2 separate regions of the Homo sapiens genome follow, and region 2 is linked to region 1. A link is an interaction called in ENCODE POLR2A ChIA-PET data of the cell type or tissue named here. Cell type or tissue: PC-9. All regions are shown on one strand. Links, peaks and the distances in the headings refer to the core of each region. The heading gives the core; the rest is flanking DNA. Region 1 overlaps PARD6G (par-6 family cell polarity regulator gamma). Region 2 holds the start of PARD6G-AS1 (PARD6G antisense RNA 1).

Region 1 (8,333 bases), core at 252-8,251:
GTCTTGTGCCAGTTTTCAAAGGGAATGCTTCCAGGTTTTGCCCATTCAAGATGATATTGGCTGTGGGTTTGTCATAGATAGCTCTTATTATTTTGAGATACGTCCCATCAATACCTAATTTATTGAGAGTTTTTAGCATGAAGCATTGTTGAATTTTGTCAAAGGCCTTTTCTGCATCTGTTGAGATAATCATGTGGTTTTTGTCGTTGGTTCTGTTTATATGCTGGATTACGTTTATTGATTTGTGCTTGTTGAACCAGCCTTGCATCCCAGGGATGAAGCCCAATTGATCGTGGTGGATAAGCTTTTTGATGTGCTGCTGGATTTGGTTTGCCAGTATTTTATTGAGGGTTTTTGCATCGATGCTCATCAGCGATATTGGTCTAAAATTCTCTTTTTTTGTTATGTCTCTGCCAGGCTTTGGTATCAGGATGATGCTGGCCTCATAAAATGAGTTAGGGAGGATTCCCTCTTTTTCTATTGATTGGAATAGTTTCAGAAGGAATGGTACCAGCTCCTCCTTGTACCTCTGGTAGAATTCGGCTGTGAATCCATCTGGTCCTGGACTTTTTTTGGTTGCTAAGCTATTAATTATTGCCTCAATTTCACAGCCTGTTATTGGTCTATTCAGAGATTCAACTTCTTCCTGGTTTAGTCTTGGGAGGGTGTATGTGTCGAGGAATTTATCCATTTCTTCTAGATTTTCTAGTTTGTGTAGAGGTGTTTATAGTATTCTCTGATGGTAGTTTGTATTTCTGTGGGATCGGTGGCGATATTCCCTTTATCATTTTTTATTGCTTCTATTTGATTCTTCTCTCTTCTTTATTAGTCTTGCTAGCGGTCTATCAATTTTGTTGATCTTTTCAAAAAACCAGCTCCTGGATTCATTGATTTTTTTGAAGGGTTTTTTGTGTCTCTATCTCCTTCAGTTCTGCTCTGATCTTAGTTCTTTCTTGCCTTCTGCTAGCTTTTGAATGTGTTTGCTCTTGCTTCTCTAGTTCTTTTAATTGTGATGTTAGGGTATCAATTTTAGATCTTTCCTGCTTTCTCCTGTGGGCATTTAGTGCTATAAATTTCCCTCTACACACTGCTTTGAATGTGTCCCAGAGATTCTGGTATGTTGTGTCTTTGTTCTCGTTGGTTTCAAAGAACATCTTTATTTCTGCCTTCAATTTGTTATGTACCCAGTAGTCATTCAGGAGCAGGTTGTTCAGTTTCCATGTAGTTGAGTGGTTTTGAGTGAGTTTCTTAATCCTGAGTTCTAGTTTGATTGCACTGTGGTCTGAGAGACAGTTTGTTATAATTTCTATTCTTTTACATTTGCTGAGGAGTGCTTTACTTCCAACTATGTGGTCAATTTTGGAATAGGTGTGGTGTGGTGGTGAGAAGAATGTATATTCTGTTGATTTGGGGTGGAGAGTTCTGTAGATTTCTATTAGGTCTGCTTGGTGCAGAGCTGAGTTCAATTCCTGGATATCCTTGTTAATTTTCTGTCTCGTTGATCTGTCTAATGTTGACAGTGGGGTGTTAAAGTCTCCCATTATTATTGTGTGGGAGTCTAAGTCTCTTTATAGGTCTCTAAGGACTTGCTTTATGAATCTGGGTGCTCCTGTATTGGGTGCATATATATTTAGGATAGTTAGCTCTTCTTGTTGAATTGATCCCTTTACCATTATGTAATGGCCTTCTTTGTCATTACAGTCACCTTGACTTGGTGACTGGTGAGTCTCACCAGTCACTCACCTGGGCTTGAGTGATCCTCCTGTCTCAGCCTCCCTCCCGAGTAGCTGGGACTACAGGTGCACACCACCATGCCCCACTAATACTGGCTTTCAGTGATGCAAGTCTGCCCTATGGGGGTGATCTCGGTCATTGATCTTACCTATGACTCAGCATTGGGATTGTTCCTGGCTCTGGTGTACACAGAGACTGTGACCCCTGTCTGGATTTGGGGTGAGGCAGTTGTAGGTCCTGGAGGCCTTGAACCACAACTTATTAGCTATTTGTGGATTAATCAAAATCAGAAAAGATCCTTTATCTTACAGAATTTAAGGTCCCTACTGCTGATGTGTGAAGGGCTTTCACAACCCTTCTTCGAATTCTGTGGTTTGATTGGCTGTTCTTATGCATTTCCTGGCTTTCCTTGAGTTCACACCAGCTGATCAATCTCTGGGGTCCCTCTGGTGGGCTGGATGTTGTGGGAGAAGCTGGGACCTGAGATGAGAACAGGCCTGACACTGTGCCAGAGGTCCAGGACATCGCTGTGCTGGGGCCCTTTGTGTACAATGAAAGTTGGACAATCTTTCTTGGAAAACGTGCCTGAACTTGACATGTGGAATGAAGACCTCACAGCAGCTTCACTCATGGTGAGCTGTGGACACCCGCAGGGCCAAGAGCTTCCACTCCACCTTCAGCCTGGGAGGTGTGCCTGGGTTGCCTGGTTGGCAGCTCATCCCTTCTACACTCGGAGGGTGTTCGTGAAGCCTTTGTGTCTCGAGGGCCGTCAGAGCACTGTGTGAATCTCTCCGCTCCTCCTAAAAGCCTGCCTGCTGAATGGGTGCATTTATTTTCTGTCTTATCACATCAGTACGCTTGTCAAAAGCTGGGTTATAAATCAGTCAGTTCTAAGGTGTGAGATCTCTCTTTTTGCCTTTGCTTCTGAGACAGGATGGACAGTACGCCTGTGCATAAGCCCTCAAGAGGCCCCTTTCTGGGGACCTGGGTGCGGGTGTGAGGCCCCTGAGGTTCCTGGTTAAGGCTGTGAAAGGAGTTTGGGGCTGTTACAGCTGTCATTTTTAGGTGATCAGCTGTTCTAGAGGATTTGGAAACAAAAGCAATGTTAGCACCTGTATCCCGTGGCTCAGGGGCCTCCCTGACTGGCTTTCCACCCACAGTCCTGACCTCATGCCTTGCTGGTGTCTGCAATAATAAGGGGGTGTTTCCTTGGGACAAAATAAACTTCTCTGGCTTCAAAGTGGTCCTTCATGAGGGAGAGGAAGTGGCACTGACCCCCATGGCCTGCAGTCACCTTGGGCCCATCAGCACCTGTACTGGTGCAGGGATGAGAGGGAGTGCAGGCCCAGCTGTGGGGACAGGCCTCCTGGGTCCTGTGTGAGACCCGCCGGTTCCAGTCACCGGCTATGCGGTGGCACATGAGTGATTGATGCTGAATGTTAAATCCTGTACCTCCTCAGGTGGCTTTGTTTTGTTTAAAAACTTTGCATGAATGTTCTCCTTTGTCAGAGGTAGGATAGTTTGCCTGGAAGGTGACACTGTGTGTCTGCATGGACAGGAGCAGCAGACATCAGAGAGATGCAATTGAAATAAATGGTATGTTGACGAAGCCCCACTCCACTCCTCAGGAGATGAGCAGCTGGGGTCCCTGCGTGTGTGGAGCTCTGTCCCTTGAGGGTCTCACTGTTGAGGAGGCCCCACTCCACTCCTCAGGAGATGAGCAGCCCCAGGTCCCTGTGTGCAAGGAGGTCTGTCCCTCAGGAGGGTTTACCTGTGAGCCCACACTCACCTGTCCTGCACCATGAGCTGGTAGCAGTTCCCCAGGGATGTGGCCCCGTGGGTTGTAGGAAGGACACCACTCAGGGATGGGCTGCTTCCTAAATGCCCTCATGCATCTTAGACCCTCTCCTCAGCTGCCTGAGCCTCTGATCCTGCCCATGAATGCTGGTGTGGGCGTGTTTGGCCTTGTGTCCAGTCTGTCTGGTGGAGATGGGGCAGGTGTAGTGATATGGCTTGGCTGTGTCCTCACCCAAATCTCATCTTGAATTGTACTCTCATAACTCCCACGTGTTGTGGGAGGGACCTGGTGGGAGATAATTTGAATCATGGGGGCAGTTTCCCCCACATTGTTCTCGTGGTAGTGAATAAGTCTCATGAGATCTGATGGTTTTATCAGGGGTTTCCACTTTCATATCTTCCTCATTTTTTTCTTGCTGCCACCATGTAAGAAGTGCCTTTCACCTCCCACCATGATTCTGAGGCCTCCCCAGCCATGTGGAACTGTAAGTCCAATTAAACCTCTTTTACTTCCCAGTCTCGGGTATGTCTTTATCAGCAGCGTGAAAACGGACTAATACATGCAAGGAGCACAGGCCCAGGACTGCAGGCCTGGCCACCTCATCCACTTGCTTCAGCAGCCCCGCAGTAGGCTTTCTGCAGTGGAGGTCAGAGTACTCCTGGTGACCCATCCCACCCACCCAGTCCCTGGTGTGGACACCACCTAGCAGAGGCCTGTTGAATTGTGTGGCTTGGGGGGCGGGGGCAGAACCTACCACTCTTTATCTCCACCCAGAGCTGCTGGCTCTGGTCACACTCATGAGCACAGCTTTTCACTCATGGAATTACTAAAAGGTTATTTCATTTTTTAAAAATGCCCTGAAAAACAGCTACCTGCCAGCAGTGAAGGGACAAGTGTAGGAACGCAGTGGCTTCTGCTCAGAGATTAGGGCTTGTGGTTCAGCTGCCGGAAGGCTGAATCTGCCAGCAGCTCAGGCCCACAGTGTGAGCCCAAAACAGGCTTACTATCCTGTGCTATTATAACTCCATACATGCAAGAGGTCTGCCTTTACTGTGCTTGCAACTTTGGGTTTTTGAGAAGGGCTCGGCAGCCATCCCTGTGGATGCCTGTGAGATGCCGAACCCGTCTCTAGGCCTGGGGGAGAACAAACAGCTTGGTGAGCAAGTTGAGCGAGTGAATTGCTCCCATTGGCTGGAGTCTCACTCGCTCACCAGGGCCTATATTGAACACAGGACATGTGTTCATATTAGAGTCTCACCACAACCCTGGGATGAATGTTTTTATCTATTTTATGAAGGAGGAACAGGATCAGAGAAGTTGAATAAATTATCCAGAGTTACACAGCCAGTACAGGTGAGGATTGGAACCCAGGTGTGTCCACTCAGAGCCTGGCTCTTTGCAGCTTTGCTATGTTGTCTGTCTGTATTTGTACAACTCCAGTGACCCAGCCTGCATCCCCTCAGCCGCTCCCAGTGGGCAGCACAGCTCGGATGCAGAACTGCCTAATTCCTCCATGTATCATGAGCTCACATCGGAATGGGACCCCACTTTCTTCCACGGGCTGGAGTTCGAGGCTTCTGCCTAAGTGAATTTACCTTTCAGGAAAGTCTTATGAAGGCAGGGACAGATGCGCAGCCTGTGCTCACGCCTCACACACTTGGGCCCAGGCCAACCCCCAGCACCTTTCCCCTGGCCCTACCTCTCAGCACTAGAGTCTCCTGAGCCCTTAGTTGCTTCTGGAGTAACCCTGGCCCGTTCATCCCACTCCCTTGCTGATGGGCCATCCTTGTCCATTCCCTCCATGAGGGGCATCCCCTCCCACCTGGGGTGTTCCTTCTCACAAAGGGCACCCCTTGTCCCTGACCTTCCATTTGGAATTCTCTCTCCCATCACTGTAGCTCTTTAGGTCTTTTCCAAATTCCCTTTTTGAATTCAGCCTCAGGTCCTTCATTTACTAGCCTTGTGACTATGGGCAGGTTATTGAACCCCTCTAGGTTTCAGTCTCCTGGTTTGTAAAGTGGGAACAGTGACACCTCCCTAGGGTTGCCATCAGGATTACAGAGAGCATGCACACAAAGCTTGGCAGAGACTCTGACTTCTCTCCTGTATGGTAAATCCCTTCTGGACGGAGACCATGTTCATAGACCTCTGTGTCCTCCACTGCTACCCCTCCCTCACTGCTACCCCTCCCACCTCCTACATTTAGCAGTGCTGGGTGCATTGGTCCAGAACACATGCATGAACCAGAATGGCAGGCCCTCTGCAGGGACTGTCTGTGCTCAGAGGGGCCACAGGGTACAGTGGGTTTAGCCGTCACCCTGCACAGTCTGGCATGATGCTCGTCTGGGCAGTTCTGCGAGTGCCAACGGCTGCACCATCATCACTCTGGATCTTGGGTGGACAGCACCTAGGCAGGCGCCAGGCTCCACCTCATCTGACTCATAGGTGTGTGGCCCGATTTTAAACCGTCCCAACGTGTCAGCCCAAGAAGTCATTCTATAGCAAACTACTGCCGAGTCCCACGCTCCAACAGGTTCCTCATTAGGATGACCGCCTGTATTTCTTTAAGACCTGTTGCACTCTCTTTTCCTACATGGAGTTCTTTCTGTGTTTCTTAGTTTCCTACAGGGCACAGATGTGCACAGGTGCTCCCCGGCTTGAAGGTCTGAGGCAGCTCATGTTTGCCATGCACACGCGTGAGATCCTTTACAGCTGGAATGCGTCTGGGCTTGGATGGTAGGCCAGCATCGCCATCCCCTCCCAACAGACCCTGCTGTAGGCCAGGGGCTCTGACAGTCTAAGGCGAGTCTCAGCCCCTGCCAGTGAATGGTTTAGAGCTGGGCATGTGACCCCACCCTGACAGTGAGACTTGAGGGTCTTCTTCCTCTGAAATGGTGACACTGTGACCCTATGACCCACCTGGATGCGTGGGGGAATGTGGGAGACACCTGAAGGCCCCCAGCACGTCCTGGAGCCAACTCCCTGTGTCAACACGTCCCTGGAGCATCTCAGACACACACAGTCCTGTTTGCCTGGCCGCCCACACTGCCCTCCTCATTCCTGGGGCTGTCCAGGCTCCTTTGGTTGTGCCATGGGATGAAATGCTCTCTGTCCTCACGCTTCACCCAGTTATTTCCACTCCTTATTCCCTGAGTTTAAATTAGGGCCTGTGTTTTACAGTCTTCATTTGCATCTCTCAGAGTTTGCAATTACATATTTGCATGTGTGGATTACTGTCTAACTTCTGGCTCGAGCAAACCATCAGCTACACGAAGACAGGTCAGTTGTGCAACCTTTAATGTGCACATGAGCCCTGACTCCCATGAGAGTGCAGATTTGGACTCCGGGTCTGGTGTAGAGCATTTCCAGCTGGCTCCAGGGAATGCTTCTGGTTCAAGGAACATCCTCAAGGAGCAGGAGCTAGAACTTTCTGAAATGACCTTGCCTGGGCCCAGCCCCAGAGGTCCTGACTTCCTTGGCCTGAGGGGGCTCCTGGCTCAGACAGGATTCCCAGCCCAGGGGCCTTGCCCATCTGCTCTGTTTTGTGCCAAGGTAATTTCTGACCTAACTGGGACCTCGCTGCAGATTCGGTGTTGTGTTTTTGTGTGTGTGTTTTTAAATTTACTATATTGTAAAGGCTTCCTTGAGCCCTTAAATCCTTTTCAAATACCACTTCTGGCCAATTGTGGTGGCTCACACCTGTAATCCCAGCACTTTGGGAGACCGAGGTGGGTGGATCACAAGGTCAGGAGTGCAAGACCAGCCTGGCCAACATGGTGAAACCCCATCTCTACTAAAAATACAAAAAATTAGCCGGGTGTGGTGGCATGCACCTGTAGTCCCAGCTACTCGGGAGGCTGAGGCAGGAGAATCGCTTGAACCCAGGAGGTGGAGGTTATGGTGAGCCAAGATCATGCCACTGCACTCCAGCCTGGGCGACAGAGTGAGACTCCGTCTTCTAAAATAAAATAAGTCCCACTTCTGTTAGCTTCATCATATCTCCACCTGGAAATGTGCTTTCATGTGTTTGATGCACTTACTGTTTCCATTTGTCACCCTTATAAGTATTTTGATGAACATTTCCTGTGGGAATCTGTCTCTGTTTCTGATCACCTGCAGTTGTTCACTGTTCTCACCTGTAGGCCTGGGGTGGGGGCCTTAGATGGGAGGCAGGCCCCTGGGGGTGTGAGGCAGGTCTTTGGTGGAGAAGGGCCTTAGGTGGGAGGCGCAGTCTGTGGGCAGGGGATGGGGCCTCAGTGGGCGGGGCCTTAGGTGGGAGGCGCAGTCTGTGGATGGGGGTGGGGCTTCAGGGCTGCATCTTAGGAGATGCAGTCTGTGGGCCTGGGGGCCAAGACCCTGTGGTGTCTGGGACCTTAGACGAGAGACAGTCTGCGCACCTTGGGGCAAGCCTGGGGTGGGCGGGCCTTGTGGGGGTGGGGACCCCTTGCAGACAATGTGAGCTGTAGGGGCACTTGGTGCCTGCGACTCACCCAGCAGAGCTGATTGAGGAGGCTGGGGGTCAATGTAGAGGGACCTGGGTGGCCTTGTGCATGTGGCCTGTGTTCTCCAGGACCGTGTGTCCGGGAACTCCCCTCCCCTGGCCTCCCCTCCGCTCACCTCCCCTCACCTCCCCATGGCGGCTTCCGCAGTTTTCACTTGGGGTCTCTCTGCTCGCTGCCGTCTCCCCCGTGGGATGTGACTTCCTGAGCACCAGGTCGGGCCCTTTTCCAGCTGTGCTCAGAGGCCTTGAAACCACTCCTCAGATGAACAAAGGTGGGGCCTGCCTCACGCTGGTCACCTG
Region 2 (8,333 bases), core at 234-8,233, 85 kb after region 1:
GGGGCCATTCTCACCTTCCCCAGGGGACCCTTCCTCACCACCCTGCTTGGCTCCACAGCCAACTCCAAGCCCCACCAGTTCTTCCTCTGCCAGTTGGAGCCCTCTTCGCTCTGCCTCAGTTTAGGGCTGAGAGGGAAGGAAGAGGATGAGGAGAGGAGAAAGGACGGCTTCTGAAGCTTCTGCACCTGTACTGCTGCACTGTCTTACCACATTTATTTATTTACTAGAATTATTTCAAGAACCTTTAAACTTACCAGACTCTGATCCCAGGTCCTGAACTTAACCCTGAAGTCTAATTCTGTGCCCCTAAACTCTTCAATGCTCCTCAAATGAGCTGTGCCTCTCATATGTCTATGTCTCAAAGGTATTTTGTGCTGTTGCTTGGCCTGAAAGGGACTGCTCTGCACTTCCCCTGCAGCTTCCCTTCACACTTGAGGTCGGCTGTGCTGCCTCCCTCTGTGAAGCCTTCTCTGCTCCTCCTGGAACATCTGCCTTCCCCCTTGCTCCTGTGTATTGATGGAGCACAGGATCATGGCTTTAGAGCTGGGAGCTCTTTGAGGGGTAACTCCATTTCATTCATGTTTTGTCCCCAGCATTGGGCAGGATCTGATGGACATATAGAGACTAAGCCACTGATGGTATCAGAACTAGTTTCAGGAAAGAGGAAGGAGAAATGATGGCTCACCATCCCATCTCTGCAGGCATAATGGCGGTCACTGGTCAGCCATGGGACCAAGGTAATCAGAAAACTCTATTAAAACTTGCTACATGTGGTGTTAAGGCTTTTTTCTTCAACAATTATTAAATATGAGTCTACACACAGGAAAAATAATACTTGTTTGCTCTCTCCTGGCCCCTTGCCTGCCCCAAAGCAGTCTCCTCACCTCAGGGTGCTGGTGCAGGGCAGCATCACCTCAGTGAACCACTCCTGTGGAGTACACACCCCAACACTTTCTGCTTAGCAAATGCAAGTGGTAGAGAAGAAAAAGCAAACTTCAAGAACATTGTTATGAGGCCAGAGGGGAGGAGTTGTCCCTGTCCCACACACTTTTTGTTAATTCCTTGCCCTTATGTTTCAAAAGTAACAAAAACATTAATTGCCTAGAACTTTGCTGTTGCAGTGATCAACAACCAATCAGATGACCCACTTTTTTTGAACTTTGATACTTGCACAATCTAGCAGCACCTAATTTCAACAATGACAGCAACAACTTTATATACAATAAATTGGGTAAATAGGGTTAATCCCTTTTTCCAACTGGTAGCACTGTTAAATGGGACACCACTTATATTTTTAGAGGACTAAATGCACATTCATTTTAGAAAATTTTTAAAATATAAAAACACAACAAAATCACTCCTAGTCTCACCACCCACATAAATACTTCATACTTGGGTCCTCCTGGCACCCCATTCATTCCAAATATTAATTAAAAGCAAATCAGTACTCACTTCTGGGTGTAAGCACTCTAGAAATATATTTTGGGCTCTTAGTTGACCTGTTTACCGAGATTTCTGGGCACAATCATTCTTTTGCACACATACACTGTCCTGTTTACCTATGATTTGAAAACGCCTTATGACCATAATATGTGTAACAATAAATCATTTTGGAGGTCTGTGTTTGAATGGACCTTAAAAGATTGCATGGTTTGATACCGTCTGCTGACCACACCCAGGGAGCATTAATTTCTCACCATGAATGAGACTGGTTTACAGTTGAAAACAGAAATGACTAGAGTGTTCCAATGGGAGGGAGAGGGCAATAAGGTCTGAGTGACAAGCAAGCGTGGATATGAAATTTAATATCCAGAAGAAAAGCACAGAATAAAAAGTCCCAGGCACAAGGCAACAAGCCTTTCCAGGTAAGACGAGACCTGTGCTGATGGGACCTCAGAAGCGCTTAAAGAACGAGACTGACACTGCGCCTGGAGACAAACGGAGCTGGTGCAGCGGGAGCAGAAGTCTCAGCTCTCACCTGGCACCTCAGGAGAGGCACAGCAGCCATCACGGGGTCCCGGCAACCCTGAGCCAGGAGGGGCTGGCTCTTCTGTCCTCTGTCCTGGGGGCCCAGAGGCCTTGAGCTGGGGGAGGGAGAGGTTCGCGCTGCCATGGCTTGGATGGGCTTAGAGATGTAAACTTGGAGTGAGTCTGAAATAATGTACTTGTGAACGCAGGCATGGCTGAAGGCCGCGTGCTCCAGAACCACTGGCGTCCTCTTACCCGAAATTCAGTCCCCACCCTTTCCGACCTCTTTCAGCAGCAGTTCCCCATTCCGGAGCCACCGCGCGATTCTGAAATCACTTCTGCAGCAGCTTTCAAACTGGATCTCGTAATTCATTTGGGCTTCAAGACTGCATCTACTTTGAAATGATCTCATTTTTTAACTCTCCTTACCTTTCTTTAATTTTCTACCCTTCCCAGATTGAAGAACATTGCTGGAGAATGTGAAAGTCAAATACGAGTTGAATCACTGCCTGGTTTCTGTCACCTGTGGAAATCACAGCCACGTTTCACCCCCGGAGTGAGGGCAGCGCCCGCGCAGCTCAGCTTCTCCCATCTGGGATCGCTGGGGAGTTCTGTGGGGAGCACCGAGTCTCCTCAGGGGCATCCCCTTTCCTTTCTAGGAGAGTTGTTATCACACGGTTAAACATTTTATAGCATGTTCGTCTCCGTCCTGAGGTAGCAGATGCTAGGAACGGAGTCCGGATCCCCAGCCTAATCTGCCTCTCCCAGCAATGGCCTCGCGTCCTGAGAAAAGCCCTTTACCCTGAGGCCACAAGTACTCACCCTGAGGAGACGCGGCCTGATGCAGTCCAGTACAGGACTCGGAACGATGCAAGGCAGGTGAGCCCCTAAACTGGAGCTCAGCCTCGGAGGGCTCATGGCTTTGCCCAGATTTCTTCCCCGCTGCCCGTGGGCGGCAGCTTCTAGTCCCGCTGAAGCACAGGAGCAGCCACAGTGACCCGCAAGGCAGTGCGCCCAGGGCAGCAGCTGAGGACAGGACAGGGCTGCACTCACATTTATAGCCACTGTTAATTATATGCAAACCGACAGATTATGCAGAGATTTCTGGAATAAGGGTAGTAACTTTCGGCCATCAGGGTGTTGCCATGGAAAGGGGGCGGCAACTTCCGGGTGTTGCCATGGCAATGGTAAACTGACAGGGCAAGAGCGGGCGGGTCTTACTGAAAGCTGCTTCCCCCGTCCCGCCTCTACCTCAATAGCGGAATCAAAAGATGAGCACCCCCTCAAGTGCCAAACGTGCAAGATACATAATCTTAGAAACAATATTCTGTTGAAACATCAAAAGCATCACGCATTTCTCACTGAAACTCGCCTTGTTGAAAGAAGCCTCATCCGCCGTCCAGCCACAGCGCAGTCCTGGCCGCTCTCCTCCCTCGGCTGCCTCGTCCTAGGGAGGCAGAGATGCGTTCGGAGGCGGCGGCCCCTGCCCAGGGCGGACGTCCAGGGGGCCCGGGCCGAGCTGCGGCCGTGAGCTCGGGGGTGGCCAAGGCCGCGTGGCTGCTGGCTGCGCTGCCATTGTAGACGTTTCCAGCACGCTTTAAAACGCACGCACACAGCGCAGGGCTCCACTCTTCCTGTCGGGCTTCACAAATGACACGAACGAAACACAAAACCCACCAGGTTTATCGAGTTGAATTAATGATTACTTAGCAACTTATACCAACTAAGAAACAAGCCTTCTATAGGATACCGTTTTGCTATTGAAATTATCAAGTTGGCCAGGCACAGTGCCTCACACGCGTGTAGTCCCAGCACTTTGAAAGGCCGAGCCCGGAGAAGCGCTTGAGCCCCAGAGGCGGAGGCTACGGTGAGCCGAGATCACACACACCACTGCACTCCAGCCTGGGCGACAGAGTGAGACCCTGTCTCAAGAAAAAAATTTAATGAAATTATCAAGTTAATAACCAATGCTATCCTTTGCAGAGTTCTTAAAAACTGTTAAAGATTCTATTCATAAATGCACAAACTTAGTTAATCCTATTTATTACAAATCAAAGCTTTAGACAGGAGTCTTGAAGACTTTCTAACTAGAATTAGAATTGATGAGTTTTGGGGGATGTTAGATAAGGTATGTTTGGTTTATATCTCTAATACTGCTGTAATTTAAACACTAAGATGTAGCAATGAAGTTGCCAAGATACTTGTATTTTTAATTGGTCTATTCAAATATCCAGATGCCAGCTGAATTCACAGCAGAAAAAAAGCTATTTGATTTACTATATTTTCATTTTGGGTTATGATTGTGTCCATTAGCGCCTGGCAAGTAAATATTAGAATTTAAATATCTAGGGCAGTTCAGGCTTTTGGTCAATAGCAATGTAACACCAACTCATAGGAGCTGTAGAGAAAATGGACAAAATCAACAGAAAGGGCTTGGAAGCAATCTAAACAGACTCAAGCCAGCCATACCCCCAAGAGCCCACAGTGATGACAGATTAATCCACCTGAACTCTTCTGGTCCAGCGTTAATGACTGATTTCAACAAATTTTAGAAACCTATATATATGAAAGTAGTAATGAAGATCACATTTTACCCAAAATGATGTAGAGTCAGAGTAACATGCTTTAATCTCACCCTTTATTCTTAGGTTTTAGATTTGTGGTACTCCCCTAATCTCGTAAACGAAAGGGTACTGCACACCTCTGCTAAGGCCACTGAAACAAAGCAGACACACAGGGTCAACTTGAAAGATTCAAATGAACTCAATACAAATAAAATCATAAGGGACATAACCAGCTCAGCAGTTACTTCACTGTGTTCAACAGCTGAAGCACCTCATCGTGTAATTTTATCAGACTGCAAGTTGCCCTTTATATTTCATTAGCATCTTTCAACTACTGGAAATGTTATCTAAAGTCAATATAAACTTTAATAGGAGATAAATGTATGTGGTAATATAACCAGGGAAATTTGGTCCAAGATACTTTACTGCTTTAGGAAGAAAGGTCTGCAGTATTAGCCCTATGGTAAAATATTTATACTATTGCTCATGGAGTAGGTATACTCTATAATCTTAAATTATATGCACAAACATTTTAACAGTGAGAAAACACTGTTAGAAGCATATAACATTGCCAAATGTAGGTGGCAGCTTAACCTTTAAGTTAATGGATGGTAGATTTTAAATAAAAGCAATCATTCTGGCACGTTCTTCCTGGTGATCTCTTCTGCACATCACTTCTCCGGAGGGCTACCACAGGCAGAAAGACCTTGTTACAGAGAGACGTAAAGAGAGCAAACTTATCAAGACAGTTATGCTAATCTCCGAAGTCTGAGTTCAAATGATCTGGACTTTGTATTAGAAAGCAAAAAGACATCTAGTCCCGCTCAGGAATACGCTGTTTTCTGAACTCTGAATCTGCCTGTTCAGTCTTTGCCTGCAGCCACCATGACAACCCTTCAGGAGAGCAGGGTGTGGCATCAATGAATTTGCAGATCACTGCAGGTAAGCAGCTTGCTAATTAACTGTTCAGGAAATGGCAAAGATCCAGTCCCCACTTCTAGCACATGGAAAATAAACATGATTATACTGAAAACACCTTTAAGAAACACAGAAGGAATCATCCTACTGCTCCCACCCCCACTTTTTGTAAACGGAAAAGCAGGCCAAGGGAGCAAGAACTTGGCATGGGTTCTCAGATGTAGAAGCTTATGTAGTCATAGTCAGAACTTCTTTAGTGTTGAGAAATTAGATTCAGGATATTGTTAAATTATACCAAGTCCTTCAGACATTATGGATAAGTATTTTGACCCTGGAAACTAGAAGTTTAATTTAGACAAAACCATGTGCATTCTAAAAATGTTTTTAAGGATTTCTAAGTAGGACTCAAATAGGTAAGAACTGATAGACATGGTGATGTCCCTAGACAGTCTAACTTTATTACTAAACAGATTTCATACTGAACTTTGTTTTTCATAAGATACTGAACTGAAACCATGTTTAGCATTTTAGTAGCAACACATCTATTTTTAGTATCTCAACTTTTACCCTAATTTATCAAACCAGTTAAACACGGAATATTATATCAAAGCAAAAAAACAAAAACAAAAAACCGATGCTACAAATAGCTAGGAAATGGCTAGAAAATGTACAGCACTGGGAGTTGATACAGATGTATTCTGCTCACTTCTCAATTAGGAGCTTATTAGACAAAGATGATCACTACTATCACCTATGAATAAAAAATGAAGTCAGAAGTGAAGTCGTTTGTGACTAGGAAATGGGGGTACAGAGAACCACTGTAAATACAATGTGCAGTTCTGGGATGAGGTTATCAATTTTCTAACAACATGTGAGACATAACCAGAAGAGTGGCAGCCTTAGAACCAACACAATTAGACACCCAAGCTGCTTCATCCCAAAGGGGTCGTGGGGCTGGAAATGGGAGCAGGGGACAGAGCAGGGCAACAGAGCAGGGCTGAACTTGGAATTCCCAAGTGCATTCCAAAAATCCTTGCCCTCCCCTTCAATTCTGTCCTCTCCTTTCGTGTAGTCTTACTGATATATTTAATCATTTGAAAGCACATATAAAACCTAGAAAAATGTTTTAATAGCCAAAAATGACCTTCCCTAAAAAATTCCTAATCTCTTTAAAATGACCTCTTATAAATTCCCAGTTATTTTCATAAGCTGTTTTCCACAATATAATAACAAACGGTGGATGAATCTCCCATCCTTTTTAGGACCAAAGATCACTTTCCTTGTTGTAATGAGACGTCTAATCTGGGCCTACACAGGGACTCTTTCAAGCATTTGTAGCTTATAAGAGTCCAAATTTGGGATCCTAATTATATATATGTGATGCTTGGAGTTTGAATTGTTTTTATTTTCAGCAAACTGTCTTGTGTGGTTTTTCCATATATTCAGTCTTCCCATTCTAAACAAGCTGCTTGGTAGGAGGCCAGGAAGTCCAACGAGTGAATGGATCTGTGACTCTCACAGGATGTTTTTATGAATTTTATGACTCTTTCGAGATACACATACATCTAACACAGAAAGATTACTGTCAGAAGAACCACTGAACCACTAAAGCCTTATGATTCATTGCTAATGTTCTATTTTTTCTAGTGCACTTTTAGGTGAATGACAAATTATTTAACATTAAACTTTCCATATCATGGGTTCAAAACTGTAGGAAACTACACAATTTCTGGAAAAAAAATACATTGATTCATTGCAATTAATTCTGTATTTGTATTTGAAAGTATGACCTCACAGCTTAGTTTGCATACAGCAAACATAGACGTCTATGTGGCTGCCAAAGTTTAGTTTACACTTTAAATATCTTAAATTCTTATCGGAAAGTTCCCTTCTGAAAAGGACTTTATGTATTTTCTTTTTTAAAAGAAATAATGTTTAGTTCAGAGATGAGCATGCAAAAAAAAAGAAATCATGTTGCTGGTGATGAGCAAAATGAAGATAAGTGGGTCTGGAGCACCCTCTTTAAAAGGCCATGAAGAACAACACTAGCTACTGTTTAGCAACCTTACATATATTTTTCCTCTCAAAATGCACAGCTGAATCATTTGCGTGAATGACTGGTATTAGTATTTGTTTTGAACTGGACACCATGATGGGCCTAAAGATCCCTTTCAGACACCACAGGCTCTGGCGTTTCATCTACTTTATAAGGTGGTCTCCTAGACAGCAGTCCCCATATAAGCATAGGTCTTTGAGGTTGGTAGTTAAGTACATTCTCATTTTAACTCTCTATTATGAAAAATCTGATAATATTCTAGACTTTAACATTTTTCCAACCTTCTAGGTCACATATTTACACTTTTTACCCAAGGGAGTTCATGGATCATAAATTAAGAAACTCCTGAGTTTAGGATCTGAAGAAAGTGAAGGGCTGGGTACTGTTCTAAGTAATGTATTTTTAGGCACATTCACAAAATATGAAAACAGCTTCCCTACATAACCTCTATATTGCTAAAATGACATTTAAACTTGCAGTTAATATTAAAGACTTAGTACTTAGGACAAATGATCAAAAATCAGAATTCTAAAGCTGTGGTGTAGCATCTGCACAACAGAAAGCCGAACTTGCAGAAGCCTGAGTTAGCAGGTGTGCTACCAAGTAAGCCCTCATCATCAGAAACATCTCACACTTACTTTCACCACCTATGAAAAGAAATTAGCTTGAAGAAACTGGACACTTAATAACCATAAGAGAAACTTCCAGCAGTACTTCATAGATGGCAATTTTGTTGCTTAGTTCATGAAAATTCAGCAGAGAGAATCTAAACAGCAAAACTGCATGCATTTTTTTATCGTTGTTTTCACTAACTCAGGACTATCATT

Evidence for each region. ChIA-PET counts read pairs that join two places held together with the same protein. Peaks named below come from ENCODE experiments on the same cell type or tissue, not always from the same donor. Only the 100,000 strongest peaks of a DNase experiment are listed, where the experiment ranks them.
Region 2: POLR2A ChIA-PET joins it to region 1 with 10 read pairs; 6 of 35 experiments call an interaction of 5 or more read pairs at or near these places.

What each region holds. Positions count from the first base shown.
Region 1 is chr18:80,228,114-80,236,446 of GRCh38, reverse strand. All of the region lies in intron 1 of PARD6G (par-6 family cell polarity regulator gamma), which reads left to right. Among named protein-coding and RNA genes, the nearest start is that of PARD6G, 15 kb to the left of the region's middle. RefSeq lists an enhancer at 8,160-8,333. In PC-9, for the core only: no CTCF peak of the experiment used is centred there; no DNase peak of the experiment used is centred there.
Region 2 is chr18:80,142,712-80,151,044 of GRCh38, reverse strand. It overlaps PARD6G-AS1 (PARD6G antisense RNA 1), which reads right to left and starts at 3,121. Exons shown (of 3, transcript NR_028340.1): 1 at 2,791-3,121. RefSeq lists enhancers at 2,515-2,594, 2,615-2,714 and a silencer at 3,405-3,564. In PC-9, for the core only: no CTCF peak of the experiment used is centred there; no DNase peak of the experiment used is centred there.